Regions from separate parts of the Homo sapiens genome. Here all the other regions are linked to region 1. Evidence: chromatin loops called from intact Hi-C (ENCODE). Cell type or tissue: dorsolateral prefrontal cortex. All regions are shown on one strand. Each heading gives the region's core, and the rest is flanking DNA. Links, peaks and the distances in the headings are about the cores only.

The links. A loop is a pair of places that touch in the nucleus more often than their neighbours do. Peaks named below come from ENCODE experiments on the same cell type or tissue, not always from the same donor. Only the 100,000 strongest peaks of a DNase experiment are listed, where the experiment ranks them.
Region 2: it touches region 1 in a loop (3-fold over the local background); 3 of 110 quality-filtered maps call a loop at or near these places.
Region 3: it touches region 1 in a loop (4-fold over the local background); 3 of 110 quality-filtered maps call a loop at or near these places.

What each region holds. Positions count from the first base shown.
Region 1 is chr2:145,039,187-145,049,710 of GRCh38, forward strand. The region is part of intron 3 of TEX41 (testis expressed 41); the gene reads left to right. The region is part of intron 3 of LOC100505498 (a long non-coding RNA gene); the gene reads left to right. Among named protein-coding and RNA genes, the nearest start is that of LINC01966, 160 kb to the left of the region's middle. In dorsolateral prefrontal cortex, for the core only: CTCF peaks have their summits at 4,568 and 4,767; a DNase peak (open chromatin) is centred at 4,465; H3K27ac peaks cover 1,961 bases.
Region 2 is chr2:144,701,021-144,711,544 of GRCh38, forward strand. All of the region lies in intron 1 of TEX41 (testis expressed 41), which reads left to right. Among named protein-coding and RNA genes, the nearest start is that of TEX41, 38 kb to the left of the region's middle. In dorsolateral prefrontal cortex, for the core only: no CTCF peak of the experiment used is centred there; no DNase peak of the experiment used is centred there.
Region 3 is chr2:144,972,090-144,982,613 of GRCh38, forward strand. All of the region lies in intron 3 of TEX41 (testis expressed 41), which reads left to right. Among named protein-coding and RNA genes, the nearest start is that of LINC01966, 95 kb to the left of the region's middle. In dorsolateral prefrontal cortex, for the core only: no CTCF peak of the experiment used is centred there; no DNase peak of the experiment used is centred there; H3K27ac peaks cover 1,259 bases.

The DNA of each region.
Region 1 (10,524 bases), core at 3,554-6,053:
TTGTTGATCTGAGTGAGATTTGAATAATCTGTTGAGAGAAAAATCATCATTTAGATTAATGTAGAATTTCTAGCAAATTGATTAACTTAGAGTAGTTAAAAATTCTTTTTAAGTATAACTCTGCAAGGTACACAAGGTTATAATGAGGAACACAAGACTCATGAAAACTTTGTTCCTAGTTCTGAGTATTAGTTATAAAGTAATTTTCCTTTTTAAAAAGAATGCTGTAAGGTTTTTATTTTATTCTTGGCTCAAAGCAAAATTTCAGGTGAATTCATCTTTGATTCTTTTTTGAGGTGCTCTCTAAAACTCTATTTCAATAACAATTACCTGCTAAAAATTCCTACTCCCTAGGCTGTTGTATCTGAATGTAGTTCTCATTGACCTAAATGGAGAGGAAAAGTGTGTTGCCGAAGGGAGATACTCCAGAGATTCTCTCTTCTGTTGTGTCACAGAAGTGTGTGTGTGTATTTGTGCACATATGTGCTCAAGAGTCACTAACCTACATGTTTTCACCCATGCAAGAAAAAAGAATTCAATTCTGGGAATTAAAAACTAGACTTAATGTATACTTCCAACTGTATAGAACATACAGATTAACAGAGGAGAATATTCCTATTCTACTCAATGATTCCATAGAGATAGACCTGGAAGTTTCTTAAACATTGTTGTGTATGTGTTTGTGTGTGTTTGTGTGTGTGTGTGTGTGTGTGCGCGCTAATCTGTGGGCAATGTGCATGATTAGAATGAATCAAAATATTATAGATAGTAGCAAAATGGAGAGGTCCATTTCCCATAGATCATCTATTGATGGATGGCTGTTTGCTCTGCTTTACTCTGGATCTAATTCATACATTCTTCCCTAGTCATTCAAGCCAACCTTCATTCAATAATGTAAAATGCAACTTTGAAAACACACAATACATATAGAACACACAATAGATAAAACTATAGCTAGTCAGCATGTATTAAGTACTTATGAACGCAGCATATTCTCACTTTTCTTTTTGACAGTTCCTTCATTTAGTTAAAAGTTTTTGTTCTAGAGAGAGAATCAGGTGGAATATGGGAAAGTGAGCTAATAAATTTAATTGGTTGAGGAAATCAATCAAGATGATTTGTCATTTGTAAAATAATTAATGTCTTCACTTCAGCCTAAGGAGATCAACAGAATTACCTTTCTAAATCTTTCTATTGATGTTTATATGTTAAAGATAATTCCGGAGACTTCTTCTTGGTGTTGAGAAAAGTCCATTTTGTTTGTTTTAAATTTTGTATTTTTTTCACATTGATCACTCAAAAGGGAAAAAGATACTAAATATTCATTCATATTTGGAATTTTTTAAATTGTAGAAGCAATCAGCAGTAGTTTAGTAAAAGAAATAAAAATGGATCTACGAATACCACTTCAGTCTTGTGCAATAGAGGAAAGTTTGAGTGATAAAGTTTGAATCTGTTGTGGACTGACATTTCTAAAGCAGTCACCATGAAGCATGACTCAAAAAGCAGATTTTAGCATAGACCACAAAATACATATTTATATTGTAGTTTTTTAAAAAACTATTTCTTATTGTTATGGGAACTTGTCCTGCCTTTGAAATTTTGAAAGAGAAAAAGTAGGAAGAAAGCAATCTTTTTTGAGGCATGTATTTTAGGTGTATGCAGAATTTTTTTTCTTAAATAAGGCTTGTTCCTTTCCTTCTTATATTTCTTTCTTTCATATTAATGTCTATAAGAGTCTTATTATTTCAGGAGTACAACAGAAACTTTTATTTTTTATTTTTAATTAATATATTTTTTTAAATTTTTATCTTTGAAACAGAGTCTTGCTCTGTCCCCCAGGCTGGAGTGCAGTGGTATGATCTTGGCTCACTACAACCTCTGCCTCCTGGGTTCAAGAGACTCTTCTGCCACAGCCTCCTGAGTAGCTAGGACTGCAGGTGCACACCACCACACTGGGCTAATTTTTATTTATTTATTTTTTTAATAAAAACGGGTTTTCACCATGTTGGCTAGGCTGGTCTTGAACTCCTGACCTCAAATCATCTCTCCATCTCGGCCTCCCAGAGTGCTGGGGTTACAGGCATGAGCTACCATGCCAAGCCCAATGGCAACTTTTATCACGACCTGAAAATTGTCACACTGTGGACTGGCTTTGTGAAAAATTAAGAAGATAGTGAATGAACTGGGCTCCTAGTCTTTCCCTTTTTCAGGACATAGGCCTTATCTCTGGAGGGGAACCTTGTCCAATGTTGCCATCAAGATCTGGTATGTCCAATGCTGCTAGTGGATTGAAATCTTGACCAGATTATTCATTACCTTGTTTTTTTCTTTCTACAACTTTTCCTTCTTCTTTCTTTCCTCATCTCTCCCCACCACACTTTCCTCTCCGATTCTACAGGTCTGCAACAACCAGAAACTTAGTCTTCACTAATTATGGCTCCAGGATTCTTGTGATTATTTTACTTTCCATTTAAATAGGATATAATTAATACCATTGAATATTCTGAGCATGTGGCTACTAATGGGTTTCTTTTTGCTCTTGAGAGAGAAACAAATATTGAAACCAGAAGCTGTTGGAGAGATTTGATCTTTTGAAAAAGATATAAAATTTGCTTACTCATATTTATAATTGTGACAAGACCTCTAGGAATCCATGCATTATGTCTTTTATGTGAGGAAAGCAGAGAATGTTTGTTTTGACTGCATTATAACCAAACACTATTAAACAAAGTTGAGTATATTCCTAGCTTCCCTATGCCAGACTAGGTAGTATCTTGTGGCCACTTGAAGGAATTTGGCCTTCACTTGAATGCAGTGGAAGTCACTGACATTTTACTGAGGAGAAGGGGGAAAAGACACAAGTGGTGAATATAGCTAGAATTTTCATTTTGGAAAGAGCAATCTGGATATGGTATGGAAAACCACATTGAATGTGAATGGCTACCTTTGATAGGAGGTTGCTGCAGTAGTCTAAGACAGAGAGGATGAGAGCTTGGACTGGGATGTCGGTAGAGGAAAGAAAAGAACAGAAAGGTGTCAATAAATGTTTTTCTATTATGGAATGGATATGGAGGAGTTTAAGAGAAGGCATGTGCAGAATGCCCCTGGCAACTGACTTGTGCATTGGTGTCCTGAGATGCCCTTCAATGGCGAAGGAGAGTGTTGCTGAGGAAGAAGGCCAGGATAGAAGGAAAACTGTGTGTTTCATTTTGACCTATTGCTTTTGAAATATCCAAGTGAAAGTATCCAGAGAGAAGTGGGATACAAGGCCTGGTGCTCAGAGGAGAGATCTAGACCACAGATATACAACAGTGAAACTTTGTGTGTGGTTCGTCATGGGGAATGAATAAGGCTGCCTAAGAAGAAGATAAAAGGAGGAGAAAAAAGCAACACAACCTGCCCAGGAAAATACAACATTGAAATGATGAAGAAGAAACAAATGTTGAAAAACGAAACCAATGGTCAGGGAGGCGGGAGGAAAAGAAGAAAGTATAATAGTATAAAAGTGGAGGAAAGAGAAGTTACAAGATGGAGGAAAATGAAAATAAAATGTATTACAGGCTCTGCTATCCTGAGGCAAAACTGATTTATATTTTTTGTTTCTTTGTGGGCTTTGTTAGAAGGACTTGCATATGCTACAAAAGCAAAAACAAAAAGCGAAAAAACTAAAATAAAAAAAACTAATGACATTATTCTAACGAGACAGATAAACAGAACTTGGTAGTGGAATCCAATGAGTAAGGCTTGTTCAGTGATTATTAGGTAATTGTGTCACAAATTAGCACCATGGATTTTTCCTTCAAAGCATTTAACATCAGTTGTAACTATAAATTTGCCTTCCTTTCTTCTTTCTCTCTTTTCCCCCTTCCCCTCCCCATGTTTTCTTTCATTGCAGGGACCTTGTCTGGTTTCTACCACTGTGTCCCCAGCATCTAGCATAGTGCCTGCAAAAGTATCCAGAAGGCATTCAATATTTGTAGAGAAACACACAAATGAATCTCAAATATGCAATAAAAAGAGAGAAGCTCTGGATTAGGGGGGAAAAAACAAAAACCTTATACTTCATCCTGCTCCGGATCATTTGGTTTTAAAATATCTAGGGCCTCTCTTTCTTAATACATAAAAGCATATGTCTTGACCAGAAGTATTCCAAGATAACTTCTGGATCCAAAGTTCCATGAGTCTATTTACCTAACTCTGCTAAAATGTTGGGGCAGATCTCTCTGAAAAAAGCTTCTTCTAAAAACATGTTGCCATCCAGGTTGGCTTTATGCTGTGCCAGCGATATTTGAAGAAGGCCAACCCCTTAGAGACATTGCATGATCTCATCCTCTGGCAGCTCACCTATTGGCCATTGCCCTGCCTTGAAGCCAGGAGCCGGTGAGCCTGATAATGTCCCACATCAGCTGTCTTGTTTCCTTTGCTTTTTGCCCCAGGCTTCTGTGCAGCTGCAGAATAAAAGGCCGGGCATGTGCCCCACTGGAAGTGTCTGGAATCCATGGCTTCAATAGACCTTTGACGAGTGGGAAGTTGGAACCATGATGAAATACTGCCCTCTAGACTGATCTCAGGAGGACAATTCTGGGGTGAATTCTATACGGTTTCTCAGAGGGTCCCCGGTAGCACTGAGCCCCCATTTCCACAGTCATATTCAGTTCAATAATATTTTTCCTCCTTTCCTGTTTTGCTTTCTCCAGCGCCCATTGCTAGTTGCTTCCTGGAGGAATTTCCCAAAATAAAAGTGCCTATCCACAAATCCTTCTCCTGAGGCTGCTTTTTTGGAGAATTCAAGTTAAGGAAGATTTCTATTGGATCAGTATATGTACATGAAGTTCACTTTACTCTTCATTCCCAGTGAAAATGCTTTGGCAATTTTGAGTACAATTTAAATATTTTCTTCATTATTTTGCATTTCAGTTTTAGACATGCTTTATCTTTATTCTGTTATAAAACTTTAATTAAGACTTCCAACTCTTATATACTACCTCAGATATCTTCTAGCTTTTATACCAGAGAGATGATAATCTGTAAATAAATATTTAAATGTACTAGAAATTCAGCTATTAAAGGACTATTATGAAGACGTAATCCTTTTGCTGGTAAAAGCAAACTTACTTACTGGCTAGTATATGTATTTTCATGTATTTTAACTCAGATTTTATTTGTGTTATTTCAGGTTTGTATGGATTTTAATCCCTATTGCTGGTGCACTTCACTTGGGCTTGGAAGCTTTTTTCCCATTTTCGTAGTAATGATCCATAAATACTTTGAATAGTATGTACACATAGATATTTCTCTTTTTATTGGGAAAAAAGAAAGTATTTTTCTTGCTGTTCCTGCAACTCATTAATCACAATGCTATATATGCTATTAATTATGCTTAAATGTAGTTTGCTTGTTTAATTTGTGAACCTCCAATAACTCAAGACTTTCAAATTATTTGTCTTCCATGTTGACATTTTGATTACTAAAACATTCCTAAAGCTAGAAGAAGGACTAATAATGTAGGATTAAAACTATGAATCACCTTTTGATTAAACACTCAGCAATCTTTGTTGCTAAATCTTCACTCAGAGACTAACTCTAAGTCTCATTTGAACTTATAGATGTTAATTCCATATTGATCACCATAGCCTGGTAGATGCAATGCATATTCACTCAGCTCATAGTTTTAATTTAAAGTGGATATTGATGCTTTGTAATGAGAACAGTGATCTCTAATCATGCAGCTTCAATAAATAAAGCTGAGGGAACAGTGGGCAGCATTGGTGACAGTGGCATTTGGTGACAATCTGTTCTAAATGTTGAATGTAACATATCTCTTGAGTTCACATGTTCACTCAACTCCATCTCTACTGAAGTAACCTAGACTTCCGTTTATATAGTCTTGATAGTGGTAATAATATATGTGTAAATATAAAGATGTTTATTTTGTAAAATAACTCACACATCTCATCTAATTTGACTTGAAAAATTATCTTTTGATGTGTATGAAACAGTTATAGATATTTCCATTTAGCGTCAGATAAATTGTGTTACTGGTGACCAAATTACAATAACTAACAAATGGGGAATGCAGAAACCAGGTGCTCTGGTTCCTGGGCCAGTGATATTCTAGATTTCCACTGTTCTCTGCTTTATGTTCTCACTACGCATTGTCTCCTCAACTAGTGTCTTCCATACACAAACTCACTCTCTCTCTCACATTCTTCCCTCCTCCACCTGTTTCAATAAATAGTAAGATACACACTGGGAACTAGAACAGCTGAATCTTTTGTATTTTTAGTCAACCTGAATTTTGGATATAATCTTGCTGTGATGGTTAATTTTATGTGTCAGCTTGGTGAGGCTATAGGACCCAGTTATTTAATCAAACATGGAGTGAGGCATTGTCAGATCATGGGTAACATCTATAATCAGTTGACTTTAAGTAAAGGAGACTACCGTGCATAACGTGGTTGGGTCTCATCCAATCATCTGAAGGCCCTAAAAAACCAAACACCACATGTTCTCACTCATAGGTAGGAATTGAACAATGAGAACACATGGACACAGGAAGGGGAATATCACACACCGGGGCCTGTTGTGGGGTGGGGGGAGGGGGGAGGGATAGCATTAGGAGATATACCTAATGTTAAATGACAAGTTAATAGGTGCAGCACACCAACATGGCACATGTATACATATGTAACAAATCTGCACATTGTGCACGTGTACCCTAAAACTTAAAGTATAATATTAAATAAAAAAGAGCAAAAACTGAAGTTTTCCAAAGAAGAAGACATTCTGCCTCAAGACAGTAACAGCAACTCGTGCCTGACTTTCCAACCTGTCAGCCTGCCCTATGGCTTTCAGACTTGCCGGCCTGCCAGCCTCTACAATCCTGTAAGCCAATTCCTTAAAATAAAGCTCCTGATATAACATAGGGTATATATATCCTATTGGTTCTGTTTCCCTGGAGAACTCTGACTGATGCACTTGCCTTACGTTTTCTGAGAATATCAATATAATACAATTTGTACACCACTGACATTGTTATGTTCCTTAAAGGGTCTCTGTACATCTGCTCTTGCCCCTTTCTACTGTCCTTACTCCTTGCCAAAATTTCAATTTTCAATTGTAGTTTTGATACTATAAATTCTCTTCATTTCTTGCATCCTGTCTTAGCAATATTTTCTGTCTTGAAAGTCTTTCTATTTTCTCTATTTTATCTCTAAATTAGTGAGCATGATCTTAATGGATAGAACAAAAAAAAAACTGCCATCAACTGGCTCCCTTCAATCTTCCTATTAATAAACTAAGTAGCACTTTACTTTATACTCAAAATATCTTACATTAGTCACACACACATACACACACACACACAAATACACATAAATGCACGTACACACTGAATTCTAAGGAATATATCTTATTTTTTCATTTGTATAGTGCAACCTATTTATAGTTTCACAGCAGAAGGCTGAGGAGCAAGGAATCACCTACTATAAACTCAATCACAAATACTGATGTTCATTATTAGGGTTTGAATACTTTGATACTTATGGCCTTTGCCTGCTAGTAATGAGGTAGTGAGGCATTTTGGTTGCCTACTGGAATTCTCCTGGATATTCTACATAGAACTGAAATTAAACCTGGTCAAAATTAACTCCCAACTTCTTTTTCCAAACTCTTTTTCTCTTTTATTGTATTCCCCATTGGGTTATTGGTAATATCATCCACTGTTTTCAGTGACTCTTGATTCTACATTTTTCTTCACTATATGTCTCCAATGGGACCCCAAATTCTGCTAATTCCATTCCCTGCTAAATGCACCATGATCTGTTCAGCTTCTATAACTTTTCACACTGATTCATTCAATTAATAAATGTTTATTGAATGTGTACTTTATGTCAGGCATGGTTGTAGGTGCCCACAATACATTAGGGAATAAGGCAAGGAAGTGTACCTTTGTGGAGTTTACGTGTCAAAAGGGTAAGACAGACAATTGACAGTTAATATAATTAATAAATTAATTATGTATGATAGAAGATTTTTTTTCATTAAAGAAAACAGAACAGGGCAAACACCCTGTGAACTGGCTGACTCAATATGTATTTAATAAACATTTTAAAAGTAACAGATTGACTGAAAGCATAGTGTGTTAACCTCTAGGTGTCTTGTGTTCAGTGTCCTAGAAGAAACAAGTTATACTTAAATAAGAACTTAAGTTCATTTATTTGCTTTGGGTGGGTGAAAGTTTTGTTTTGATTTGTTTGCTTTTTGTTTGTCTTTGGTAGAATAGATGAGCAGTCTCAGAAGATGCTGAAAGCATAAAATACCAACTGAGTTGTCTAAATAAGCACAATATTTTGCTTTAATCCTTCCTTCCTTCCTTCCTTCCTTCCTTCCTTCCTTCCTTCCTTCCTTCCTTCCTTCCTTCCTTCCATCCTTCCTTCCCTCCAATTTAGCAAGACTATGTGATTCCTACTGTGATACAGGAACTATGCCTGGCACTGGAGATACAAGGCTTATGAATAAAGAGCCACTGAACTTTAGGCTTTCACAGTCAGGTGGGGAAGCATGCATGTTAAGTCAATGGAAGTCATTAGAGCTCAGTGAGTGGGAGCTAGGGCCCTGGAACTATACTCTCAGGCTCAATTCTAAGTTACTCTGTTTCTGTGGGCCTCATGCTACTTTTCTGCAAAAAAGAAATAATAATAGGACCTACATTCGAAGGTTGTGTTAGGAATAAATTAGTTACAATTTATCAACTGCATAGAAAATACCTGGCATACAGTAATTATTTAATAAATTTTTCAATCTTTTTATTATAAATATAATAACATGAGGAATGTTCAGAGAGAGAAAAACATGCTTGGAGAATATGGAAGCCTATATATGGTTGAACTAAAAGTTAAAAGGTGATTTTATATTATCTTTAAAGGAAGAAGTGAAATCAGATTTCCAGAGTTGAGATGGGGATCAGGTTATTTATGGACTCAAAGATACAGTGAGTTTGGGAAGAGCCCTTGGTGATGAATAGAAGCAAGACATGTTGAAGAGCAAGAACTATGTTTGAAATTTCAAGATAAAACATATTAGAGAATAGAGACAAGGTGGAACTACCTGGGAAATATACATGGCAGGAAAACCAACTCTTTGTAAAGCCATAGAAAGATAGTTGAGTTTGGGCCAGGTGTGGTGGCTCATGCCTGTAATCCCAGCGCTTTGGGAGGCTGAGGGAGGTGGATCCACTTGAGGCCAGGAGTTCAGGATAAGCCTGGCCAACATGGCAAAACCCCATCTCTACTAAAGGTACAAAACATTAGCCAAGCATGGTGGCACACATCTGTCGTCTTAGCTACTCAGGAGGCTGAGGCAGGAGAATTGCTTGAACCTAGGAAGTGGAGGTTGCGGTGAGCCAAGATTGCACCACTTAACTCCTGCCTAGGTGACAGAGCAAGACTCTGTCTTAAAAAAAAGAAAGAAAGAAAGAAAGAAAAAAGTTGAGTTTTTACTTTAGTAGTTAAGCTAGAACTTCAGTATTAGTGGATTATTTTTGGCAAATAGTTGTTGTTTGCATCTTAAATTGTAACTGTTAACTTCAAAGTGCTAGTCATTGTTTGGGACTTGAGAAACTTGAAACTTTGTAATTTAAAAATTACACCATCCTTAGCAGATTTTTATGTTTATTCTATGTCCTATGTTTCCCTAAATATAAAATGAACTTGAGTACTATGAAATCATTTATATTCTCATCATTTTAATCTTCTTTCTAGTTAATATTTTAAACTACAGAATTTCATATGTTATGATTTTTGCTTGGCAGATTTTTTTTCAGGTTATACCTAAATATGAGTTCATGAACACTTTTATGTGATGTATACATGTTAACACTAATTTCAATTAGATAATATATTACATTGCTTCTCATTGTTAATGTGTAATGGAAAGATAATATTTTTTCCTAAAAATAAAAAGAATAGCAATTTACTTCCTGACATAAAGTAATCTTAATATATACTCATACACAAAGTCCATGAAGGTGTGTATTTATCTTCAAAGAAAAAAATGACTTAGAAAAAAGGGCAAACTTGCTTTAAAATATTGATTTTAAATCAATATTGCATGACATCTTTTTATCTACTGTCTGGAAGAAATAACACATTAAACTTTTTATTAAAAGTAAGTTAGAGTAACTGAGAACATTTTCAATTGCATAATAAAGATTTGTGTCAGACATAAACAATCACTTTCTGTGAGCTCTGCTCTGACATTGAACAAATTCAGAATGACATTCACTATCCAACAAGATTTTTCCTTCTGAAAACACAGCCCACTAAGAATCTCCAAACCACTCCGCCTCCTTGGTTTCTGTATAAAGCACCAGGCAAACTTGAAAAAAAATAAACTGACTGGCTAGGGCTTGGTAAGGAAGCCTGAACAATGGGGAGGCTTAAGCAGAATTTTCCGAGAAGCCTATAGCTGCCAAACCAGGCCTTCAGAACCTGCCCTTTTCTGGCCAGGATGGAGTAGCAG
Region 2 (10,524 bases), core at 2,698-5,197, 340 kb before region 1:
CAATAAATGCTTACCAACTATCTAATCTGGGCCAATTTCTGTGCCAGGAATTGGGGTTAACAGAGAAGTATAAGATTTGGTCCTTGGCCTAAAGCAGTTCACAGCCTGGAGGGCAGAGATACATAAATAAAAGATGAGAGGTATTATTACAAGAGCATGGTCCCAAACTATAAGATTAGAGAATAGAGGGCAATGAACTATCAGGTGGGCTGGGCTGTGTATTTCTCCTTTTCTATTTAATTCTGAGATTCTGTTTTATTGGTATTCTTATTTTTCTTTGTGAATCAGAGGTTTAACTACTAAGAGTTTGCAGGGTAATGTATCATAAGACTCTATGTTGCCTGAGCTGAATTTCCTTCAGGACTTGCAAAATCTTGGGTCATGGGATTCCAACCTAAGATTAAAAAAAAGTCCAAAGTTTCTGTTCCTTGTTTGTAATTCTCTTAAATACGATTATCTAACTTCTTCTCTAAGTGCCATGACAAGGCAAACTTTTCTAAAAAAGGGGTACCTATGTGTAACTTGAAGGTACTGTTTGTGTTCTTTGTAACTGGGTACTTGAGAAGTATGACTAGTAATTTGCAGCAGTGAGCAGTTACAAGAACTTTTTCTGTTGGCGAAGAGTTGAAGATACCTGCATATATTGTATTTTGTTGTTTATCCTTTTGAAGGGCTCCATAAGCACCATCATTCATTCTGTGGAGCATGCACTTTGTACCTGTAGCAATTTCCTTTTCTGTTTTTGGTGTAGACTAGACATCCAACAAGGTTCAGCAGACTTGACTGTTGGTTGTTATAGGGTGGTGATAAACTTCTTAGGTTTGGTAGTAAAAGATTCACTGAAAGAGACAGTCCGTCTTTCTGCCTTTAAATTTATACAGCTATAGCAATTGCTTCTGATTCATAAAGGACAGCTTGTAAATTGTCTACTGAGCCTAAGATTGTCTCATCTTTGAGCTATTTTCTTTTCAGAGTCTTCTGATTTCTGAAAAATAGAGTGTAAGGAAAAGAAGGAAATTCATGGGAAAATAAAATGATAAGTGATATTTATTAATTTATTTGTATGATTTTTAAGTAGCTATGCGAGTCATTTTTCATGGTTGATTTGTGGGGACCAACCATTAGGTTTGTGTCTGGGGCAGGTTAAAAGGAGACTTCACCCCACTGAGTTTGTGTTTGGGGAAGTGTGACTTTGCTTCAGTGCTCCACCACCCTTACCAAGCCCACACCCCTGCAGCTACCAAGAATTATAGAAGTAGTGGCTTAGTGTTCTTCCTATCCAAAGTTCTCCTCCCACCACCTCCCCATCTGGAGCTACCCTATGACTTCTGCTCCATTATCCACTCAATCTACCTAGTTTGGCTAGAGTCACATGCTTAAGATTAGTTTGTGATGACTTCTAATGAAATAATTTTGCATTGATAACAAAGAAGCTTCTTTAAACACTGAAGAGAGCAAGAAAAGGTTAGATCAAGAAATCAGGTATTTAAAAATATGTAATGATATTCTTTTTTTTTTCCTGATTGCTTGTGAACCTGGGGTATAGTATAAATTAAACCAGATCATGCTTGCCCCTGGACTATTTTTATAATAAACTCAATTTAAAATCTTCAACTTTTTATTTCCAATTTTGAATTTTAGTTATATTCAGCAAGATGACATGATTGAAACATGGCACTTGTCCTGCAGGAACTCATGCTTCAGTGAAGCACATTGGTGTGCAATGGTAACAACTATCATAGAAGTCACCATGTTTTAGGTTTTCATTAAGTGCCAGGCACTCTACTTGAGTTTTTTTTTTTTTTTGACTTTTAGCCGCTCCTCACAATACTTGTGCAAGGTTGTAAATGGTTTTCAAATTTAAGATGAGAAAACTGAGGTTCATGGAGGTCTAGTCACTGGCTCAAGATGACAGGCAGTAAGTGGCAAATTAGGGTCTAATATTCAGATTATCACATTCCATGTCTTGTGCTCTTGTGACACATTGCTTTCAAATACAAAGAAAATCCGTATTTCTGGAGCAATGTGAAATGGGTTGATGTGCTTTTGTGTTTATTTGGGTGCCATAAATTAGGAAAAAAATTTCTACACAGTATCCTGATTATATTGTTTTGATTGTTGTTTAACACGGGATAAAATAAGTTGAGTTCAGTTTTCTAGGAAACTGAAATAGGAGGGCAAATAATATTATATAATTTTAGCAAGCATCTGAAACTTACCGAAAGATGTCATCTTCTCCAGGGTAGTCATGTTGGGAAAACTACATTTAACCCAGTGATATTTGCCACTGTTCAAAACTTTTTGTCCCTTTTTATTGTAATTTTCTTTGGATTTATTCTTTTATTCTTCACATAACTAAATTTTATTGTTTTGTGATCAAAATTATTTTTATTTAAAAGAAGACTTGGTCGATTTAACATCAAACTTGGCTCTGAATAAACTTTGGATGTTTACAAAAATAAAATCCACCATTTAAAGAGGACTAATGGCTATATTTGACATTTAAAACAACATGAGGAAGGCTCTGATGGCAATTCCATAAAAATTTCTTGAGCAATCAGTAGAATCAATGTAAGGTTTTCCAAAGTCACTACTTGGAAGTGGGCAACACTTGCTTATTGGTTTGCGTTCTTATATTTTCAGTGAGTGATTGATTATATTATGTATCATCCAGGCAGATTTCCTGCAAGGCGGTAACAACTTGAAGTGTTCACAACTGAAGTGTTCTGGTGTGTGTATGTGTGCGTGTATGTGTGTGCTTCTTTCAGTGTCACCTCTCATAATCCTGGTCCAGTAGCACCTTCCAAAAGATCAGGACTCATTACCAAAAAAAAAAAAAAAAAAAAAAAGAAAAAAAGGGAGCAAGTGAGAGCAAGAGCAAGAGAGGGAGAAAGAGAAATCATCAAAATGAGGAAGTAATTCCTCTAATTATCAGAAACAGGAGCAAAGTAACAATGGCTGCAAGTTACCTCCCCACGGGGGAATGAATCATCAAAATAACTGGTGGAAAACAAGGTTGTGCAACCTTGACTAGTGTGTGTCACCGGCTGGTGGAATTTTTAGAAAGGAGCAGTTTGGGTTCATCACTGTGGTTCGTGATTGCACACACCTGTTTGGGGCATGGATTTTGCAACCCCCCAAAAAGGGGAAACTGAACTTGCTGCTCCTCCTGAGCTGTGTAAAAAAGCAGAAAACCACAGCTGCTTGAGCAGTTAACAGATATCAGTAAAATACCCATGTTACATAATTAAGGATAACGTTCTTGAAGCATATGGGCCGGAGGTATTATACTCTCATTAAAACTTTAGGTAACAAACAATTTAGCATATTCTCACACATTTCTAGGGTTGAATTCTATAATAAATGTTTGTAATTAGATATGCTTTAAGCAGTTTATTAAATAATACATGAAGAAAATGGTTGATGAAATATAGACGATTCTGAGGTCTGTGTACAAGTGACATAGAGGCATTGAGATGAGACATAAAAAATTTCTTCTCAATGACTTGATAACTAGTCACTTTGGGCAGCTTAAGTAAGACTCATTCTTCAGGCCAGCCTGTCTGTAATGTTAAATAAATAGGAATTAATGACTTTGGATTTTTTCTTTTCTTTTAAAGTACATTATATGTAGCAGTCTTCTTTGAACTGCTACTCCTAAATAGGAGGAGGTGCTTTTGACCAGAGCGTTACAAAAATCTCATGCACTTTATTCTGGCAGGAATAGATCAGCTTGATAGGGAATAAAAGGGATGGATACAACCAAACATGACCTAAATCGACATTTAAAAAATCATACCTTAGCCAACAGGTTCTGTTATTTATAAGTTTGAGAGGAATAAGGAAGAGAAGTCTCTTGAGAAAAACCAAGGCAGGTGTTTGCTCCCTGGGGAAGTGATAGGAAACAGGCCTCTAAGATGATATTACATGCAGGAAAGAAATTCTTTCAGTTCTGTGTCTCTGTTTGATATTCAAGACAGCTAATAAATGATCAACAATTCTACCTGCATGAGGAGCGTGTGATCTATGGAAAATGAACTTGGATAATCCTAGAAAGTACCCAAGGAAAGAACGCCCATTTCCTTAAGCCATTGAGGTCATCTAGATATTTTGTTTTTCAATGCACACAAATAAAAAAGCCGGTAACAGAACAAACATGAAATTTGGAATGCCTTCTAGAACATACATGGGGAAACTGGCAAGGTTGACATAGCTTTTACTGATTTGTCTGTTTTAGTAGGTAAATGGGGCTGCCAGTCTGGCAGTTTGCATTGGCAATAAATCACCACTAGACATTTTATTTAAAAATTGGCACTGGCTTGGCGGAGGTAAGGGATTGTCAATTTGTTTTTATTTTGAGGCCAGGCACAATCATAACATACACAGGCCACCTGGAAACTTCAGCCCACATGGAGAAGCATGGCTCATGTCTCTGTGGCTATATTTTTGCATGCTTGGAGAGTGCAGAGTTAGATCAGAGTCTGAAGAGTCTAACCAGAAAGATCCTGGCAGACTGGTACAGCCTGGAGACATCCCTGTTGGAAACCAGGTTTGTTCTAGAATTACTATGTAGGAAGGGTATCATAGATATGATATTGGAGAGAACATTTGGTGGTTTTCACTTTTATTGAGTGTGGAGGGAGACCCACAGAGCTCATGCAGAGCACACAATGTGTGCATTCCAAAAATCACTCGAATATTAAAGGATTGGGTAGCTCGCTCTTTTTTTTTTTTTTCCTGACTTATTTTGCTTGGAAGTTCAGATTCAAACTTGTGATAAATTGAGTCATGGTTTTGAGAGGAAAAAATATACTGAAGTAGGGGATGATGCAACCACTGTCCTCATGTAAGCAATGATAGATGTTCTTTCTTTGAAAATCAGTATAATTAAAAGATAGTAAGATGGAGAGAAGAAAAAGATTACCTTAGACACTTGTAACTACTCCAGTGGAAATAGTTGGGAGGAATCCCCTAGTTTTCCTCTGATTCTTGATTTTCTGAATATCCTTCAAGGCTTCACAATATTGTTGAACAATTTTTTTTGTTTATCCATTTTGAAAATATGAGAATTATTGCATCAGGAAAATTATTTTGCAAATATATTGATTTACCGAATTACCAATCTTTTTGTCTCTGTTGACATATATTTATAAATCTTAATTGTACTTTATATTGTTACTATGCAAACTGCTAGAAAGGATCTGGTTAAGATAGAGATGTGCTGACTTAACCAGAGCCTCATGAATAATTAAATTTGCTCACTTTCTGGAAATACCCAATTTGCTCTTGATACACAAATATTTGAATTGGATTCAACTTGTCTCTCAGATTTTTTCCCCCTCCTGGATTTCATATATATAATTTTGATGACACTGTCTATCAAAAAAATAGGAAAAATATACGCTACGGTTTCTGCTTGGTAAAGTCATTCAAAGTGATATAAAATGTCAATAGCAAACAAGGACATCATTCCAATGATATGTCGAGACACCTGGCAGATTTCCTGGTATTTGGGACATGGGAGTATTTAAAGATACGTGGCATTAATTAGTCACAAACAGTTGAAGCATCAAATATCTAACTTAATAAGATTTTTCTTTGTTTGTTTTCAAATATGTAATGTTAGACTCTTTAGCAAATATTTCCAAATTTCTATTGTGAATGCAGTGAGATCTGCATATCTTACACCACAATGTCCCACCAGTTGCCTGCCTGTAATTGACAACATTCATGAAATTAAAAAAAGAAAAGTAGAAAACTGAGAAATCCCCCAAAGCAGTCACTTGAAAAAAATCCCACAATTCTGCCAGTTTGAGCACATTCGATGCCTGTACTAAATGTCGTATCGGCAAATCTTCACTCAAAGAGATCAAGATGCAGCGTATACAAGACTGAGGATGAAGCAAAGTGTTGAAATAGCTTGGGTAGCCTCCAAAGCAATGTAGGTAATTAGCAGGTGTTTATATTTTTCATGTTGATTTGCCCACAGATAATGTTTTGAAAATAGTAATGTAGGGCTGGGCATGGTGGCTCATGCCTGTAATCCTAGCACTTTGGGAAGCTGAGGCGGGCAGATCACGAGGTCAGGAGTTCGAGACCAGCCTGGCCAACATGGTGAAACCCTGTCTCTACTAAAAATACAAAAATTAGCCGGGTGTGGTGGCGCACACTTGTAGTCCCAGCTGTTTGGGAGGCTGAGGCAGGAGAATCGCTTGAACCTGGGAAGTGGAGGTTGCAGTGAGCTGAGATCGTGCCATTGCACTCTAGCCTGGGCGACAGAGCAACACTTTGTCTCAAAAAAAAAAAAAAAAAAAAGTGATGTAAAAGTTTTCATCTTGGCTTGTATTTCTAACATTTGCTTGGATTTAATATACACATTAACTTGGATTGAAGTGTTCTGATCTGGATTTTTCAAACTTTGATAGCCTTTAAAGCTAATATGTGAACATTTACAGGGTCTTGGGGTTTTCAGGTTAACCTGTTGATTTCAGGATATTAAGCTTCTAGTCTTTACCTTGATCTTTTTCTCTTCCTGTGTTATTGTGGGGCAGAAATTGCATGTGTGTGTGTATGTGTGAAGAAAGTGTTAACTCACTTTGTGACTTGTAGTTCTAATCTTATTTTCACTGTTTAGTTAAAAAAAAAATCCCTTTCTTCCTCCAGAAGTTTTGAAGTGGATAACATAGTTTGTTTAAATGAAATTAATGAGATATGAGATATACTAGGGATAAAAATGATTCAGAGGAAAGTAATATATTTTTAAAAAGATATCTTATTCTGCAAGAAAATAAAATGTCACTAACATTCATTGAGTTTTTTAAACACAAAAGGGCACATCCATGCACATACATTCTCGCACTCGCTTGCTCGCTAACTTAAGCAAAAATAGTCTCTGAGGGAAAGAACTGCAAGAATGGTGCCAACTTCCCCAACATACCCAAGACTTACTTTATTTAGAACCTCCCATGTGCTATTTTTTTTTTTTTTTTAAATCTCTGGAATCTCAGGGATTTTCCCATCCCTGTACATGCTTGAGACGTTTCAGAGCATGGTAACCCCCTGTTGGAATCTAACTCTAACTCTTCTGTTTTATTTTTAAAATGTGGGCAGTATTAGTATACAGGGAAGTGACTGTTCCTATGACAAAGGAGGGTGAGATTCCTAGCGTGCATGGGAATACCGCTAAAGATCACTGTCGGGTAGAGAAGCTGACACCGTGACTCACCAAGGCCTCCTTCAAAATCAAGAGATTTTAATCGAGATTTTAAGTCAAGAGCTTTCTGAGAAGGTGGGCAGAGCCATATATCACAGCATCAATAGAAAACTTAGTTCTATTTCATAGAATATTCATAAGTAACAGTAGATCTTTGCCAAGAGCCCAAGATACAATAGATGTCTAGTCTTTTTCTGTCTTTCAAGTTTTAATAGATTCAGCAGACCTGAATTTTGATAATATATTTGTTTTTAACACAAGTAATAGCAACTTGGCTCTTTTTGTGCCAATCTGTGATAATCTCTGAAGCAATTATCCTCGTATTGTTCCTTTGCATTGTATGCATGAAACCAGTAATATATATTTAAAAGAATATCATATTTACATATTGTGTTTCTGATATAGCACACTGCTGCCTTTACAATAAAGCACAATGTGCAATTGCAGAAAACTCCTTTTCACTTATGAACGTCTGAGTCTGAGATTCACACAAACCACACTTTTGTTAGACTCCAAAATGTGGGTGCCAAATGAATCTACTGCACTAGGCTTATGAACACTACTGCAACTGTGCAGCCACTATTTCTCTACTGGGAGAATTGTTTCAGCAGATAAACCATCTGGCTTGAAACACAGCCCTCTTTGAAAATATTCCCCATTATGTTAGCTCCGAAACAATGTGTACAACTATGCTCCAGTGGAGGACATGGTTAACAGAGATTCAATGTCAAACAATATCTGCTCTGTAATCTCTTGCTAAATGTAAAAAAGGAGGTAATCAAAATGCAAGATTTTAATTCTTTAAAGAGTCATTGTGAATGTGGCATAAGATGAAAAAATTCAGGAAAATATTTAATAAGAAACTATAATAGAGTGTTTAATATAGCAACTTTTTCCTTTAAGGATCATCCATGGAAAATGTGGTTCCTTTTGCTATAAATATCATGAAGAAGGCACATTAATGCTTGTGTTCATTAATTTCCTTTTTAGTAAGGGTTTTCAAATATGAGTTGATTTTGTATGGTGAGAGAATTGTTGGGAGCCGGTATTTGTAGTTAGAGATCCTAAGTGAGCTTGGGTGACTTAGTTTGACTTATGAGTCAGGAACATTATTAAAAAACTGAAACAAATGATATCAGGTAGAGAAAATTAGTATGCAGTGGCAACAGGTAATATCTGTAAACCAGCTGAAGACAGTTTGCTAGAATAGATTTTAAGAATCCAAGCCAACAATGTTACTGTTTGGGAAAGGGAAAAGAGAAAAAGGGGTTTAAAAAATACATTATCTAGATTTGAATCTATTTAGAGTGATATTAAAAGAGATTGCTTGAATTAAGTCATAAGAAAGTTATTGCAAAATTGAGCACATCTGAATCTATCAAACCAGAGAAATCCATGGGGGAAGTGTTTGAGCCATTGGCTGGGGTGATTATAGGGAGTAGCATATTACTGAAATGAAATGAAATTTGGTTAAATCCTGGAAATTACTACAAAGTATATATAGTGAGAAAAAGCTAAGAAACTGAGCTACTTAGTCAGTTGATGGGAAAGATTGATGCCATATGATGATAATTCCCATGAGGCAAAAAAGAAAGTGGTAGTACATGGAGAGGAAACACTGAGTTTTTCCTTCATCTCAAAATTGCCTTGTGCATCAACGATTTTCAGTGTTTTGTCTTAATTTTTATTAGATGGAATTTAGTCTTGATTACTTTGTCATTTCTTCACTCTGGGCTTAGCTATGCAAACGCACATTTCATAACAAACATCTCAACTTTAGACTTACAAGGAACTATGCTGTTACTTTTTAGTAGTACTTTTGCAGATGAGAGAACTGAAGTCCATAGAGTTAAATCACTTTTTCTTTCCTTTTATAATTTTATTGTACTGCATAACCAAGAACTTGTATTAATCAAAGGCCTCATTGCACATGCTGTGATTTCTGAGTAATGATGATTCCTGAGTAATGGTTTCCAATATAGGGGCCTGGTGAGCCATGTGAGTTTACTAAAGGACCCAGGAAGATTTCTGTGGAGGCCTCACCTATAAGATGTTGTGTATACAGGGAGGAGAACAGAGGTCTGTCCCTGAGTGGAAGAAAGGCTCTTTTGAGGGTTAGGATAGCAAGCAGGGAAAAACAAACAAACAAATATTGGGTCCTCATAATATAATTAAGTGGTGCATAGTGAGTGGAGTATATGTTAATCTGTCATTATTTATTTCTCACCGCAATAACTTTAGAAAAATTTTCAACTGCCTACCACATTGGTACCAACTCAGTGACTTACAGAAAACAGAACCCACAGAAACTTAGTCCAGTCTGGTTCTACCATTGTTTCCTTGTTGAAAAGGAGGGATACATAGAGTCTCTCTGTATCCTGGGAAATACACTATACAGTCCTGGAAGCTCTGGGATTTTCAGTGCATTGACGGCCATTAGCCAGAGCAGGCACTCTATTAAGTTATATTGTGTCTATGTTTATGACTAGGAAGTGAACTCTGGATTATGTCTCTAGCAGGAAAAGAACAATCAGCAAATTAATGTATTGGACTTCTATGAAGTCTTCTTTGGTAAAGGTTAATTATCACTCTGATACTGTAAGGTCTGCTGCCGTGAGGAGAGTACTTAACACATGAGCTGTGTTTGCATGTCCCAGTTTCTTTTTCCTCACCAGTGAGCGAGACATACTGCCACATGGAAAGGACAGATCTTTGTTGGAGAGGAAATTGAGTTATTGTTAGACATTAAGAGCCATTTAAATTTTTAAAAACTGTCTAACCCTTCTCCTGAAATTTTATAGATTATCTCTATGTATGTGTTTATTAAATGGCCAAGGCTCTGACAAGTTTTAAAGGTTCACCAAAAATATTTAGATATCAAATAGGATTAATCTTTACTTTTTAAAAGATAAACTCCAAGTAATTTTCATTGTAAAACAGAAAGAATGGAGGATGACTAGAATCTGGAGAGACAAATATTTGATGCTACATACATAAAATTGAACTTCTCTATGTTTTGGGTTAGCATTTTGATTGCACAACTTTTAGAATGGACAAGACAGTTATGCCCACTGATCACAGAACCAAGAATGGGATTCTGAGAAAATCTGAGTTCTTTTCCCCATAGAGCTAGGTAAGGGGGCAATGGTGAATGATGTACTTCTTGCTGCCTTGCATATTTCTTCAGGTAGATGGTGTCTCCTGACCCTTCTAAACATGACAAAGAAAAGTCAATGCTGCAGATTCCAGTAGATTACCTCCTATCTTAGATGAAAGAACAAGAAACTCCCTGTAATCTAAAACAGACTGTA
Region 3 (10,524 bases), core at 4,431-6,930, 66 kb before region 1:
AAGCACACGAATAAACATTCAGTTTCTTTCTATATATGTCAGGCCAGCTGAAATGGAGGTGTCAGTCGGCGGTGAGCTGGCTTGTCAAATGTTCATCTTGAAAGCTGCTGTAGTAGTATCGCATGGAAGTAGGCTAGTGAAAAAGATAAACACATATGGCATATAAGTCCCAGGCTGTAGAACAACAGCTCTTTAAGTTGTAATCACTATTGGTTTTCCATAAGGGACTCAATAATTTTCAGTAAATTGGATCCTTTATGAGTTTAAACATTAATTCAGCTATTTAAAAAGGGTAATTTTGACATATCCTTTGCTTATAATAAATGCCTCCTCCACTTCTTAACAGGCAGACTTCCTCACCACCCACTTTGTTCAATACACTCTAACTCCCGCCTGCATCTTCCTTCAGACTGCACTTTCTACCTGTCTTCCTTTCCAGTATTCCACCCTGTACCTCCCCCATCATTTGAAGAACTCTGGAAAATCACCACTGCCCCCACTCCCACCAAATCATTCCCCCATACCTGGAAAGAATGTGTTGTTGTTGTTGTTTTAAGTTGGCTCAACCAAGTTTAAGTATGCAGCATCCACAATTCACACTGCATCCATCAGTAATATACAAAATCCTGTGTCCTGTGAGTCTTTGTACCTTCAAAAACATAGTATTTGCTCAAGATAAAGTTGCACATGTGTCTGTATGTCCTTTTACTTTTGTGCCCATGTCTGTTACCGTTTCACATTGTGATATCTACATCTGTTTTTAATTGCCATAATGCCTAGCACAGTCCTGAATACTTATTATGCACTCGAAACTCAGATTTTGATTTTTGATGCTATCACATTGGCTATTCAGTTATTTAGTACTTCTGCAAATTTATTTCTAGACATATGTGTTGGAATGTGTGTATTTATGTCTACGTTAATGGTCTCACCTGTTTGCTGCACAGAATTCAACTGGGCTCAAGTTGGCAAAATATATGAAAAAAAAAAAAACTATGGTGAACTCTTAAGGTCTCTTTAGATAAGCCTGGGGAAATGTAATCTTTGGCACCATCCTACTTTCCTTTCTTTAAAGGTCTAATGGACTTTTTAAAGTGTTCTTCATGTAAGCAGAGGGAAATAGGAGGAGTGTGAACTTTGTGATTTCACAGATCTGGGTCTGGAAAGCAGTGCTCTTTAGCCTCAACTTTCTCATCTGTAAAATTAGGGACAATAATACCACCTTTTGAGAATTAGAATACATCTAAAGATCCTGGTACGTTATAGATCCTCCATATATATCAGCTAATATTATTAGAAATAAGTACTATGCTATTTTAGTAAATGAGAAAAAACTCAAAAATGGTCCCTCTTCTATGGAACAGTGTAAGTGGCCCTCTGTGCTGGTCTTCATGGATGATGTTCACAGTATGTACTAGCACAACAATTTAGGCATTATTACATGCCAAACTAACTTAAAACATTAAACTATAATGAAAAGATGATTGAAATTCATTAATGCCTGTAGAGTATTTCTTATAAAAAAAGAGGACACCTACCTGTGACCAGTTCCCAACTATCAATTGTCATTCGATTAAAAATAATCCATCTCTAGCAGGTCCTCTTCTAATTGGGGAGCTATGCAAGGAAGCTTCATTAAATGCCTACTTTCTGAAAAATATTTGGAAATAATTGCTCATATTAGAAGTGTCAGGATAATTAGTGAAATCACAATGTTACACTGCTATGTATCGAGGACCAAACGTATGTTGGCACCTTTATGTCACTTTAGAATATTGGAGAATTTTGCCTGGACTTTTCTAGCCTTTTAAGCTTTTTCTCTAATGGGAATCTATCTTTACTTTCTTTCTTTTGGGGTAAAGAGAGCAGGGTGAGAGTCGTGGTGTTTTAATAGAACTGCAGATAGCTAATTTTGAAAAAAAAATGCTTGTTAAGATGATTGCCCTTGAGGAAAATCCTTCATGTGTGAGTAACTATTCTTACTATTTCATCTACTTTGCTGCAGAATAGAATTACCTGATGTATTATTCTGTTCTCATGCTGTTATGATGAGATACCTGAGACTGGATAATTTATAAAGAAAAGAGTTTTGATTGACTCACAGTTCCACATGGTTGGGAGGGCCTCAGGCAACTTACAATCATGGTGGAAAGGGAAGCAAACACATCCTTCTTCACAAAGTGGCAGGAGAGGAAAGTGCTGAGCAAAGGGGGAAAAGCCCCTTATAAAATCATCAGATCTCATGAGAACTCACTCCCTATCATGAGAACAACAGGATGGGGGTAACCGCCCCCATGATTAATTACTTTCCACTGGGTCCCTCCCTCGACACATGGGGATTATGGAAACTACAATTCAAGATGAGATTTGAGTGGGGACACAGCCAAACCATATCACATGACAACATTTCAAAGGAGGATACCAGCTATGAAGAAGTGTGGCTCACAAACAATCTGTCATCTGCTTTCTAAGAAAGTTTGCATGATGAGAGGTCAGAGACAAGCATAGTAGTCAATCCATGTTACCCTTCTGCATTTTATCTCTTAAGATGACCACATTCATAGACTACATAAAAATAATATATCCAGTATCCACTTTATAGAATGCGGATAAGGAGTCCACAAGGTATTTTCCTTCACTTGAAAATAGCTGAGATTAAATCACTTGTGTCTTTCATGGACATCTATTGTGCTAGGGTGTGGGCTTTTTCTGAAATCTAGGGAAATCATGCCACATCTTGAAAACATTTACAAATAGTTTTCCATGTTCATTTGGATAGTGTGGGAGAAAATAAGACTCTATGATGTCAGGTAATTTGTGGGTATGATTGCTGAAATAATGCTACTTGAGCAGTTGAAGATAAAGTAGCATTATTTAAGCTGGATGACTGTTTTACTGTCACTGCATTGCTCCTTGATGAATTGTGAGATTAAGAATAGATATTACAGTTTCAGAGACCGTGTCATTTTTGTGTTGTGTGTTGAGTCGCTCAGGATAGTGTTACTTGGAATGTGCTTAGGGAGGCTTTGTAAGTAAAAGAAGTGAGATATCTAAAAATGTTGGTATAAGGAGAGCTAAGGCCAGGCATACAGTAGATTTCAAGGATCTTAGGAAAAGTCATATGCTATTTGTAATTAAGAAGAAGGTCTACCAGGCATAAGACATAAGAAGTAGATATCTTATGTCCATGATGTTTATTGTAATGTCTAGAATATGATGGGCTACTGGGCATGAATTAAGGAGAATTAGGGCAAGATGAATAGCAGTGTAGAAGTTGAGGTCTGCAAAGATGATAGGGATTCTGAGGAAGGTATTTGTTCAGTTCAGGCAAATCTGGCTGCAGGATGCTGTTGGAATGTGTACAACTCATTTTTTTGCGTTCAAGAGCAAAAAAAAAAAAGTGTCCAAATGTAAGGAGACCAATACAAAAACATATGTGAGTAGTGCTAGCTGTAATACTTCTGGTGATATGTGTCGGCTTTTATGTTTCCAGAAGCCCTGACCCTGACTTCAGTCCTAGCAGCTTATCTCTTAAGCTGTTTCGGGGTCTTCATTCTTTTGCTCCGAGCCTGCAGCACTCCAGGATACTCAGGCTGTGGTGAATCTGGCAGTGACCTTGTTGATACCTGAGAGTCCCACCTCTCTGCTGCTGAATAATCTGTCAAAGGACAGACCCTCCTAAGAACTACATCCCTTCTTGCAATTAAAGGGAGAGAAGGAGCTAATTTGAAGGATTGTTTCCCAGACTTTTAACTATTTCTGATTTTTACCCAGCATCTTTTGTGAAAAGTTCTATAGCAAGAGTCTGCAAAAGAAATAGAACAGATGATGGAAACTGATGACTAAAGTCAGCTGTTCCCTAAAAGCAGCAATAATGTCAGAGTGCTAACTGGATAATCTGTTCTGTTTTGGGCTGTCTCTATTTTTCTTCTATCTGAATTGTCACTGGTTGTCTCTTGTTTATACTGCAATGAATGGTTCACAATGTGTGTGTGTGTAGACATGTGAAAAGTAGCTGTATTGTAATATTTATCATTAAAGAGCTGCCTTTGTTTCATCTTACAAGCATCACATTGATGATTTGAATAATAAAGCTGACTAGCTTACTCACCGAAGGTTGCTTCCATAATGGAACAAATTTATGTACCGAGGTTCTCGTTTTCTTTATTAGGTAATTGGACAAAATGCTGAGAAACTGCTACTAATTGAGCACTCATTCCAGCTTTTGTCTATATTGAGGCTGGGCAGGTTTTCTGATGTTTGAAAAAGAATTAAATAGCCCCCAAACCTTGCAACAGCTTCTCTTATCCTGATATGTTTTCATTAACTTTAACTGAGTCCCTGGGCTTAAATGTGGTTTATCCCCGAATTTTAACATTCACCTTTTATAAGAATCACATATTGGAGGATGTTTTCATTTTAGGAAAAAAGTGTGATCAAAGACAGGTCATGTGTTTCCTGCTTTGAGGCAGCAGGGGCAAATGGGCAAGGTTCAGATCAAATGTTTTTGCTAGCATGACATTCAATAGGTAACAGTTGCCCTGAAGCAGGGCATGAAAGAGTTAGGGGAAAGAATAATAGAAACTGAAAAACCTTTGAAAATCCATATAATATTAGGTATTTTGAGAATCAGAAGTTGAAAAAATTTCATTTATAGGAACGCACAGTAAGGCATAAAATATGCTATTTCAATTGACCCCTTCCTTCCCCCTCCCACTGCTGCTGCTGCTCTGCTTTGAGTCCTAATAGTAGCTGTGTTTTAGGGTCGCTCCTTTAAATGATTCCGCCTCCACAAACTCTCACACTTCAAGTCCACCTTTCAGAGGACTTTCAGGTCAGTTAGCTTGAAGTACATTTCTGTTCCTGTTACTGTTATGTTAGAAAAATCAACAATTCACCAAATCTAAAATAATAAAGCTCTAACTTGTCAGCATAACGTTGTTGAAACCTGACCTACTTCAAAGACTTGTTTTCTGATATTTGTTATGCATTCATGTTTCCACCAGGCTGGAGTAACTTCTTGCTCTTCTCAAGCAAACCTCTATGTTTCTTTCCTCACTTCTGCATATAGGCTTATTCTTTTCCTGAAACCTGCACCCTCCAACTCTTTGTATTTCTATCAGCTGAGATTCTACCTACCCTTCAAGACAAATTGTGGGGCGTGGCCTCTGAGATGGCCCCAGTGATCTTACCTCTTGGTATTCATACCTTGTGTAATCCCTGCTCTTTGTCTGTAGGCTTTACAGAGTGCTCCTTCCTAATATATGCTGTACATAGTATGGCAAAAGGGATGGATGTCGCTCCTGAGATTAGATGCCATAAAGACTGTGACTTAGATCTTGTTCATGCGCACTTTCTTCTTTCTCTCTGAGGGAAGCCAGCTGCCATATTGGGAGCCATCCTTCAGAAAGGCCTACTTGGCCAGCAACTGAGGGAAGCTTCAAGCCAGTGGCCAATGAGAAACTAAGGCCCTCATGCCAACAGCTTGAGGATAATTGAATCCTGCCAGCCACCATATGAGAGACTTAGAAGTGGATCCTTCCCGGTAGCGCCTTCAGAAGACACTGCAACCTTGTGGGAAATCTCAGGCAGAGACATCCATCTAAGCTGCACCTGGATATGCATGTGACAGAAGATAATATGACAAATGTTGTTAAAGCCACTAAAATTTTAGAGTTATTTGTTGTGCAATAATAGATAACTTATACAGCTGTGGTGCCAGGAGTTGGGTTTGAAACCCCTGAAACTTTCTATATTTTCTACATTAAGAAGTAATATCTCTTACATGAGTTGAGAGTGCTTATTTGTTCCTATGATGCATTCTGTGTACTACTGTTTTGGCACTTTTCAAATTCTGCATTCTTTTATATCCACTTGTAGATAGCTTTTCTCCCCTATAAAATTGCAAAGTTCCCTGAGGTCAGATGCTATACCATATTAGACTTTGAACCCTTTCCCTGCCTCCAGGGTAGTTGATGATAGAATTTTTTTTTTTTTGAGATGGTGTCTCACTCTATTGCCAGGCTGGAGTGCAGTGGCACAATCTAAGCTTACTACAACCTCTGCCGCCCTGGTTCAAGCCATTCTCCTGCCTCAGCCTCCTGAATAGCTGGGATTACAGGCACGTGCCACCATGCCCAGCTAATTTTTGTATTTTTAGTAGAGACAGGGTTTCACCATGTTGGCAAAGATGGTCTCGATCTCTTGACCATGGCCTCCCAAAGTGCTGGGATTACAGGGCATGAGCCACCATGCCTGTCCTGATGATAGGTTTTATGTAGTAGGTGCTCAATACATATTTGTTGAATGAATTCACTAAATATATTTAATCATACTTCAATAAAACCAAGGTTGGTAAATGAGAACAATAGGCTAATCATGTCTAAAGATTGTACGGTTCTTCAGTTTTGTCAAGAATTACTGGGTACAAACTCTGGCGATATTTTGAGGGACATCTTACCAAATGTTTCATGATACCTAACATTATTTCTTATTTGGGGAGGAAGGGAATTAAAGGAAAAATGTGACTTTAATGACCTTCCTATTGATTTAAGTAATATTTCCCAAGGTTAAAATTTGATTAATCTTGAATTTTGTTATATGGTAGCAACTACTGGCATATCATAATTGTGAGGGTGTCTTAGACTGAAACACGACAGCCAGCTGAGTAACTTCCAGAATCCATTTCTCTTTAGGAGTTCTGTGTTCTTTACTAAATGGTCCAGTGTGGACATTGGCTGGCTACTCTATATAGTCATTGAGAACTCACAAATTCTTTGGAAATTTGGTACTGCCATACAGTAAAAAGAGAGATCGTTTTGGTTTGAAATTAAATTTTGGCTGAGCAACTTATTTGCTCTTTGACCTGGGGCAAGTTACTTCATCTCTCTGAGTATTTCGTTTGTGTTTAATGGAACAGTAAACCTCAGATTATGGGTTTTGAGAAATATTTAAAATTATATATATATAGTTTACTACAGTGTATGACAATTAGAAATTATTAAGTAAATGGTAGCTGAGTACTAGGCTATCTAGTTAATAATATCAAATAATCTCCTCCATCTATAATTTATATTCTCATGGAATTCAGGCATTCCTTCTCCTGTCTTTTGGTTAAGCTGACCCAAAGACTGAGGAAAGTCTCTGTCATCATATCTGTGATTTTACTAACTTACCATTGTTGTGAATGCATTTAATCTTTCCCTTTGTTTGGTCATTAATTCAACAAATATTATTGGGTTTCTACAAGAATGAAGGGACCCAGTATTATCATTTTCTCTGAATTCCTGGTGGATTTAATTACTTGAAGCAATCGCTCAGTATGTGCCATCTACTAGCCTTTACTCTTAGATATCACTTAAGGTGGAGGAAGATTGGCTATAAGCAGTCACTTTGTAGCTATACAATCACTTTGTAGCTATAAAATCTTGATTCAGTTTCCTGCTCCTTCCCTTGCTAGCTATGTGAGATTGGGTGAGTGACTTAATTTGATTGATTATCAGTTTCCTCAACCGTAAAATGGGGAAATAATGGTACTTCCTGGGGCTGCTGTATTGGTTAGATATAATTCATGGAACACACTGAGCACATTGTCTGGCATAGAGTGTTCATCAAAATTTAGCTAGAATACAAGTATCTTATGTATATATCCAGTTTTACCAGTTTCGCGTATTGAAAATAACATATATAAATATGCACCATAAATTTCAAATCTCTTTACAAGTGTGAGTGGTTATTTTTAATAGTATTCAGGATGGTCATTTTTTCTAATTCACAGGTCTAGGAAAAAAGCTGTGTAATCAATAGGCGATCAATGAAGGTTTGCTGTTGCATATGATAACGTGTTGATAAGACACCAGGCAAACCTCATTTAGCGCTGAACAAGGTAATTTCTTAAGGTATGAGTCAGCCAATAAAATACTCAATTACCCTCTTGGCCAATGAGCACTAGCCTCCCATAGCATTTGCTTTCCTTTGTTTATTTCTTCATGGCCTCTTGTTATACCAATAATATCCAATTTTGCCACCCAAGATCTTTTGATTTCCAACAAAGAGTTTGATTTTTTTCAGAAGGACAAACAAACACAAGATCCGTTTTATGATTAAAACATATATCAGACATTAAAGCAGATCAAGAGATCTAGCCTTAGATGGACGGGAGGATCATGGTGTAGGCCTACTCACTTCCAATTAGGGGAACTATAAAGTATGCTAAGATACTGTAAAGATATCATTCCACAGACCCTTGTCTCATGTTGATTTTATTTTATTATTTCTTTCTTTCTTTCTTTCTTTAAGAGATGATGTCTCTCTCTGTTGCCTAGGCTGGAGTGCAGAGGCAAAATCATGGCTCATTGCAGCCTTGTACTCCTGGGCTAAAGCTATCTTCTCCCCTCATCCTCCATAGTAGCTGAGACTACAGGTATGCACCACCATGCCTGGCCATGTTGATTTTAGATGTGACAGCCATGGAGATGCACAGTTCAGATCTCTTTCAGGGGAACCTGGAGCAGAGGTCTAGCAGCCCAGCTGGTTCCTCTGTGAACTTCCAGGCCACACTTCCCCTGGCTGCTCCCCGAATTCCTGAGATGGTGAGGGAACTAGAGTCAGCCTGCTTCTGTAAGACTCATGACTGCTCCCTTTAGCCTGACTGAGGGTTTCTCAGAACTGCACCATGGTCTGAAGTTCTTCCTTCCCAAATCTCCTTTTTCTCTATCTTCTTACAGGTATCAGACCAGACTTGTGATCTAAAAGCTGTTTCTGCCTACTCCTGTTCCCTTCCCTTTTACCCATAGAAAAGTTTAACTCCCCAGATCTCACATGTCAAACCCTGGTTTGGCATCTGCTTCTCAACGTCTGTGCTGACACACTTGGTATTAGGTTACCATATTGGAAGTACAGCTCCATTCAGAAAAGATGCCCAATATGATGCTATTCTATGCCATGCCCTTATGTCCAGGATTCCATGCCCTTGTATGGAACAGAATATGCCTGTAGTGTCTTTGGTGGAAGAACCTATACATTTATAGAGGAAAGAAGATGAACTTCTCACATTTCTTAATATAATCATGTACCATTTTATATGCTCAATTCAGACTTATAATTTGTATATTTGCATATGTTTATTTAATATGTCTACATGTTTGTATATACTAATTCTCTAATTAGCCTATTATCTCTCTGAAGGTAGTAGCTGTCTCCAATTTGTATCAATTTTTGTACTTTCATCTCTGACATTAAGTGTCTCTGGCTAGGTGTGGTGGCTCATGCCTGTAATCCCCAGCACTTTGGGAGGCCAAGGCGGGTGGATCACCTGAAGTCAGGAGTTAGAGACCAGCCTGGCCAACATGGTGAAACCCTGTCTGTACTAAAAATACAAAAATTAGCCAGGCACAGTGGTGGGCACCTGTAATCCCAGCTACTAGGGAGGCTGAGGCAGGAGAATCACCTGAACCTGAGAGGCAGAGGTTCCAGTGAGCCAAGATCATGCCATTGCACTCCAGCCTGGGCAACAGAGTGAGACTCCGTCTCAAAATAGAATAGAATAGAATAGAATAGAATAGAACAAAATAAAATCTTCAATACATATCAAGTAATATGTACAAAATTAATAATTCCATAATGGACCCAATAATGATCTTTCAACACTCAGATTTAGGTTTAAATCCCAAGTGTGCTGCATCTCAAGTGACACCTTGGCCATGTTACTTTTAACCTTTTTGAGCCTCAATTTTCTCATCTGCACAATGACTTTTGTGTAGATAAAGTGAGAAAGGATTGTGAATTTAGTTTTTTTATGCATAATTAACCACCTATACATGGTGTCAAGAGTTAATACACCTCATAGAAAATCAGTGCTATTTCTGTACATTGCAAGTTCTCCCGTAAGTATAGTGAACGATTCAAATTTATCAAATACAAATTTATTTAAATAACTTTTCAGAATTACAACTTTTAGGAAAACTAAATTAACCTCTGTACTGAACTCTGCCCCCTAGGTGCTTAATTTGCATGGTTATTCTACTAAAATAATATCAAAAGGAATTAGCATGATCTTGGATTATTTCAAAATACAAACAAGGTATAAGAAAGCTGTGTTCTCAGTTAAGTTTCTATAATATCAACATACATCTTTATAAATGCTTGCTTATCTTGATAGTCTTTGTAGACTTGGGTTAACCTGAGTGAAGAGTTCACAGTGATTTTCCCAAGGTCTGTTCTTGTGACTGTTACGAATCAGGAGGCAAAGCTTTTCCTTGGCTTACCTATCCCCATATCTTATCTTCTCAAGGCTGTGCCTCTCTGCCTTCCAAGGCTACAACTGGCTGATTGGAATATGTTATCCATGATGATACGTTAAAGGATAAGATTGAAGGCAGTTCCCAAGGTCTTTGTTGACTTACAGGGTAACATACAGTTTAGCAATGACCTCCAGAAGATGAGGACCTTGCTTTTGTTTTCTAACCAAAATATCCTAGGTAGCGAGAATTTTCACTCACGTAAGAGAAAACCTTTGGGGAATGT